Linked DNA regions of Mus musculus: region 2 is linked to region 1. The links are chromatin loops, found by intact Hi-C in ENCODE. Cell type or tissue: heart. All regions are shown on one strand. Links, peaks and the distances in the headings refer to the core of each region. The heading gives the core; the rest is flanking DNA. Region 1 has its middle 30 kb from the start of Nkx2-6. Region 2 has its middle 69 kb from the start of Gm31281.

What was found. A loop is a pair of places that touch in the nucleus more often than their neighbours do. Peaks named below come from ENCODE experiments on the same cell type or tissue, not always from the same donor. Only the 100,000 strongest peaks of a DNase experiment are listed, where the experiment ranks them.
Region 2: it touches region 1 in a loop (7-fold over the local background); 27 of 42 quality-filtered maps call a loop at or near these places.

What each region holds. Positions count from the first base shown.
Region 1 is chr14:69,139,960-69,142,881 of GRCm38, reverse strand. No RefSeq gene overlaps it. Among named protein-coding and RNA genes, the nearest start is that of Nkx2-6, 30 kb to the left of the region's middle. In heart, for the core only: a CTCF peak has its summit at 1,543 (motif pointing right); no DNase peak of the experiment used is centred there; H3K27ac peaks cover 391 bases.
Region 2 is chr14:68,734,480-68,737,401 of GRCm38, reverse strand. No RefSeq gene overlaps it. Among named protein-coding and RNA genes, the nearest start is that of Gm31281, 69 kb to the left of the region's middle. In heart, for the core only: a CTCF peak has its summit at 1,453 (motif pointing left); no DNase peak of the experiment used is centred there.

The DNA.
Region 1 (2,922 bases), core at 222-2,721:
CCAGAGACAAAGCTACCAATCAGAGTATACATGGGCTGGTCTGTGGCTCCCAGCACATATGTAGCAGAGGACTGCCTTGTCTGACCTCAGTGGGAAAGGGTGTGCCTAATCCTGTAGGGGGCATACTGGGGTGGGGGTGAGGTAAGGGTAGGTGGGTGGGTGGGTGGGAGCACCCTCTTAGAAGCAAAGGGGAGGGGGAATGAGGTGAGGAACTCTGAGAGGGGGATGGGGAAGGGGGACAACATTTGGAGTGCGAATAGATAAAATAATTTAATAATCAAAATTCTTCAGAGATAGGGAAGACATAGAAACAAAGGCATTTATTCACCACTTTCAAAATTTTCAATTGTGTTGTAGCAGGAAAGCAGGGTGCAGAGTGGAGACAAAATGAGCATACAAAGAAACCAGACTGGAGATGCCACCCTGTCAAGGTTAACGTTGTAACTAACAGCATGTTCAGAAAAAGTACGCACAGAATAAATGACCTACAAAGGCCAAAGATGCCATTGAACAACATCCTCCTCCTCCTCCTCCTCTTCCTCCTCCTCCTGCTCCTCCTCCTGCTCCTCCACCTCCTCCTGCTGCTGCTCCTCCTCTTCTTTAAATTTTTGTTTTATACATATAAGCATTTTACCTGCATGGATTTATGTCTACCACATGCATCCTTGGTGCCTTAGTGGTCAGAAGTAGGGGTCAGATCCCCTGGAAATGGAATTATGAATGATTGTGAGTCACCATGTAGGTGTTGGAAAGTGAACCCAGGTCTCTGAAGGGCAGTCAGTCAATGAACTTAATTGCAAAGCCACCTCTCCAGCCTGCCACTGAACACCTTACCCTTTCTGCTAGGTCTAGCCCACCCCTTTCCTCTGTGAGCTTTCTGGTCCTTACTAAACTGTGTGTATCTACCACTTTCCATGTGTCCCTGCCCATCTTCTTGTTCTGGGACACATGAATGTGGAAATACTGGGTAATGCTCTCTGGATCCTGATATCCATCTGTAACAGTTGACAGGCAGTCAGCCGGACATATATAACAAATCTTAAAAAAAAGAAAAGAAAATCCTGCTTACCTTCACTCTTGCATGGATGACAAATTTTCTCATTACACTGCACGTGTATTAAAAAGGTACCATAACCCACAGATACAGACAACTAGTATGTAAATAAAAAGTAGCGATGAATCTCATACTCAAATATGGAACTATTAGTTATCCTAATTATAAAATGATCACTTGGGAAAACTTACTAATATGCGTGTTCATTTTTTTTTAAAATTACTGCCCTAGAACCACGGAAGTACTTCTCATGTCACATTCCTCATATGCTCCCAGGTGCTCTAAGCAGACCTTGTTCTACAGTGCCTTATTAGCCGTCTTCTGGACTCTGGCAAGGCTATCCAGTGCAAGCCATGCATCTTCAGGTGTGCTTTTCCAGTGAGACCCACAGGAAAATGGAAAACTGTCTAGGTTCCTAGAAGTGCGATCAAGGGTGGGTGTACTACTCCCAGGCTGGTCTATGCTTGAAGAAGAGTTTTACTGTCTAAGCCCCCTAGATGGCGCTCCTTGTTAATTGTGAATCTCCCCCCACCCTTTTATTTTATTTTTTTCTCTTTGAAAGCTATTGGCTCCCAGCCTTTGCCCCAGGCCTAAGTTATCTGCCATTGTCCAGTGGAAAAAGTCACAGTTGTCAGATGCAGGGAGTGACGTCAGAGATGAGTGTTGCCGGAAATAACCCTCACCTCTGGGATATTTCAGAACGGTTTACAGTGGTGGGGCTGTCACGGGTGAGCTGTTTATGTGAGTGACATGTGGCTCTCCTTCTTCCAGGCATAACAGTATAATTCTGTGTACACAAAGAGTCCTCATGGTCGGTGGCTGACATTTACATGGGATAACCTTTGAAAACTTTAGGAAGAGGAAGTGCGGTAACGTCAGGGTCTGTTAGCAGCCATGCTCTTCTTCTTTTTACTCTCTGCCTCACACTTTCTCTAAATAAGGCAATTCCAGGAAGAGTCTCATCCTTTACAAGTCTCTAAATGTCCTCTCATCTGGTCTCCATTCAATTTGAGATGCAGGACACATTCCTTGTCTGGGTCATCAAGACCTTATCAAAAAGGCTGTCAGCGACACCATAAGCTACCTGAAACTCCACCGATGTTTAATTCTTGTCCTTCCAGGTTTCTGATAGCCATTCACAAGTGAAAATTGTACAGCTTTAATCTGAGGTATTTAACATGATGATGATGATCTATGTATTCAACACAAAATGATGATCATAGTCAAGTTAATTTGATACTGCCAACCCATTAAGCTTCTATTCTGCCCTCCCCCTTTTGCATCTATTTCATGTGTCATTTTATTTTATTTTTCTGTGTGCATGAGTTTGTGTATGAGAGTGCCTGTGTGCCCATGTGGAGATCAGAGGGCAAGTTCCATCCATCCATCCATCCATCCATCCATCCATCCATCCATCCATCCATCCATCACATAGTTTCTGGGGTTTGGACTCAAGTCTATCAGTGCCCTTACCACGTGAGCCATCTTTCCCATGCTTCTCCCCTCATCTATGGTGAGAACTCTGAAGAGCTATCTTCTCAGATAACGATGCCTGACTGCTCATCACTCTGTAAGTCTCTAGAGTTTGGGAACTCAGACTTTTAATATTAGGGAGAAACTTTTCGTGTGGAGGTTGCTCAGGTAGGATAGATACTCTGGGCATTGTGGTTAGTGAAGACCCTTGGGGATGTCAGACAGTGTTGAGAAGGCAAACAATGGCAGGTATCCCCCCTAACAGCTGATCCTGGGGCTGCTGGCCTTCAACTTGGATGGGACAATCCTGATTCCACACAACAGATGAATCCTGGGAGCTGGCTGTCTGTGGAAGGTGTAGTAACTGTACTTTGCTCCAGTTTCTAATACATACA
Region 2 (2,922 bases), core at 190-2,689, 410 kb after region 1:
GAAGTGCTGAGGACGCCGGTCAGGATGGCTGTAGATGATGGGCATAAGGGCTAGAGATGACCACCAAGGTTGACAGGCCTTTCTCCCCAAGGTGACTTGTTTAGCTTTCTGGTTCAAACTGGTCACTTGGTTTGTGCGTACCTGTGCATGCCTTGACCACCTGTGCTAATGGGGAGACAGCCTTGCTGAGTCCCCTTGCAGTGGATATGATGACAGGGGAAAAGATGAGGTGTTTTTGAAGAAGTGAGGCAACTCATATAGTCAGATAAAATGTATTTTTAGGGTTGACTAAAAATGATAGGGAGAGAGAGAGGAGATGACAAATATTATTGTTATAAATATTATTTTTTTCATTTTTTATTAGGTATTTAGCTCATTTACATTTCCAATGCTATACCAAAAGTCACCCATACCCACCCACCCCCACTCCCCTACCCACCCACTCCCCCTTTTTGGCCCTGGCTTTCCCCTGTACTGGGGCATATAAAGTTTGCAAGTCCAATGGGCCTCTCTTTGCAGTGATGGCCGACTAGGCCATCTTTTGATACATATGCAGTTAGAGACAAGAGCTCCGGGGTACTGCTTAGTTCATATTGTTGTTCCACCTATAGGGTTGCAGTTCCCTTTAGTCCCTTGGGTGCTTTCTCTAGTTGTTATAAATATTATTGAGAGTGTGTTAACTTGCGATTATAAAAAGACCACAGCAGTCTTAGACTTCATGGATTAAACATCTGCAATTTTACACAAAAGAAGAGGCTAACATGGCTTCAGCACCTACATCAACCAAAAAACTTCTGACTCTAATGGGTTTGAGAGCCTCTTGGACTCTCTCCCTTCAGAGTCTTCTGCCAGGACTGGGGGCATTTTCATTGGTAAGGGTGAAATAGCTTATTAAATTGTGGGGCATAAGCCTTCTCAGATTGCTACTCCTACTTAAACTTACAAACTAAGTATTAATGGGCATTGTAATTACCTTAGCAGGATGAAGTGAAGTCAGTCACAAGTGATATGAGGCTTCCAAGGGGAAACTTGTGCAAATTGTATGTGGCCAGTGCTTCATCCCTTATTTCATCTCTTCAGTCTCAATGATGCCCAAATGGTGAGTCTCTCCTTATTCAAATGCATTAACATAAAGGGGTTTGGCTGCTCCTCCCCTATTTAACTAAACATTCTGGAGAGGAAATCTATAGATTTCTCTGGCTCCATTCATGTGACTAATTTGCAACTATGTTAGGTACTCTGGAAAGCATCTAGAAAAATCTCTTTAATTACAGTTCTAATGTGCAGGTCTTTACTTTGTAACATAAGGTCCTCCTGTATGTGCTCTGAGCCAAACTGATCCATCCTGGACACTGATAATCCCTGCCTGAATTGACTGATGGACTTTTTGGGGAGATTTTAGCTACTTGCAGCTAAAGCAGACAGGAGTTTCAGATAGAAGTCTTTTAGTGCCACCCAGTGGCCACAGCTAGGATTTGTGGGAAGAAGCTTAGCAACTGGTTTGGGAAATGGGCATACACTAGCAAGATTTTATCGAAAGGACCCAGATGTAGCTGTCTCTTGTGAGACTATGCCGGGGCCTAGCAAACACAGAAGTGGATGCTCACAGTCAGCTAAAGGATGGATCACAGGGCTCCCAATGGAGGAGCTAGAGAAAGTACCCAAGGAGCTAAAGGGATCTGCAACCCTATAGGTGGAACAACATTATGAACTAACCAGTACCCCGGAGCTCTTGACTCTAGCTGCATATGTATCAAAGATGGCCTAGTCGGCCATCACTGCAAAGAGAGGCCCATTGGACACGCAAACTTTATATGCCCCAGTACAGGGGAAAGCCAGGGCCAAAAAGGGGGAGTGGGTGGGTAGGGGAGTGGGGGTGGGTGGGTATGGGTGACTTTTGGTATAGAATTGGAAATGTAAATGAGCTAAATACCTAATAAAAAATGGAAAAAAAGAAAGCAGGATGAAGTGCCTGACAAATACAGAGGTGGATCCTAGAAGCCTATCATTGGACTGAACACAGGGTCCCCAATGAAGAAGCTAGAGAAAGGATCCAAGGAGCTGAAGGGGTTAGCATCCCCATAGGAGGAGCAGCAATATAAACTAACCAGTACCCCCAGAGCTCCCAGGGACTAAATCACCAACCAGAAAGTGGTGAGAATCATAGCTCTAGCTGCATATGTAGCAGAGGATGGCCTAGTCAATCATCAATGGGAGGAGAGGCCCTTGGTCCTATGAAGGTTCTATGCCCCAGTGTAGGGGAATGCCAGGGCCAGAAAGTAGGTGTGGGTGGGTTGGTGAGAAGAGGGAGGGGAGGGAGAGGGAGTTTTCAGAGAGAAAACCAGGAAAGGGGACAACATTTGAAATGTAAATAAAGTAAATATCTAATAAAATAAAGCAGGATGAAAGAAACTTGACTTCTAAGTTGTTGTGAAAATTTTTATGAACTTCAAGAGGGTAGTGGGATAGGCAGTGGCCATGTCCATTAAGGTCTTTGTCTGGATTTAGAGGGGACTTGGACCCATCTTCAATTCACTCTGGGGTTGGACTTCAGAATTCATAAAGTGAACCATGAACAGACATCAAACTTTCATTCCGTGGGATTTGAGAAGAAAAGATGGATACAGCTATCTCCCTCAGAGGGTTGAACTGTGCCTTAAAACCGTCCTATTCATCACAGAAACCTCAGAGACTAAATGCATCTCCAGGCTCTACTAGGCTAATCTGATCTGGGCCCACCTATACAGGTGGCAAGTAGATGTACAGCCAAAGGTCTTTCTCTGTTTAGAGTTTTTTTCTGGATTTGGATATGTTTATCTAATGCCTGAAGCAACTTTTTCCTAACATTGAAGAGACCTAAAACAGAAAATTATTAAAGTTTATGATTCCTGTTTATACATTTCTGTATCATTTAACCAAAGA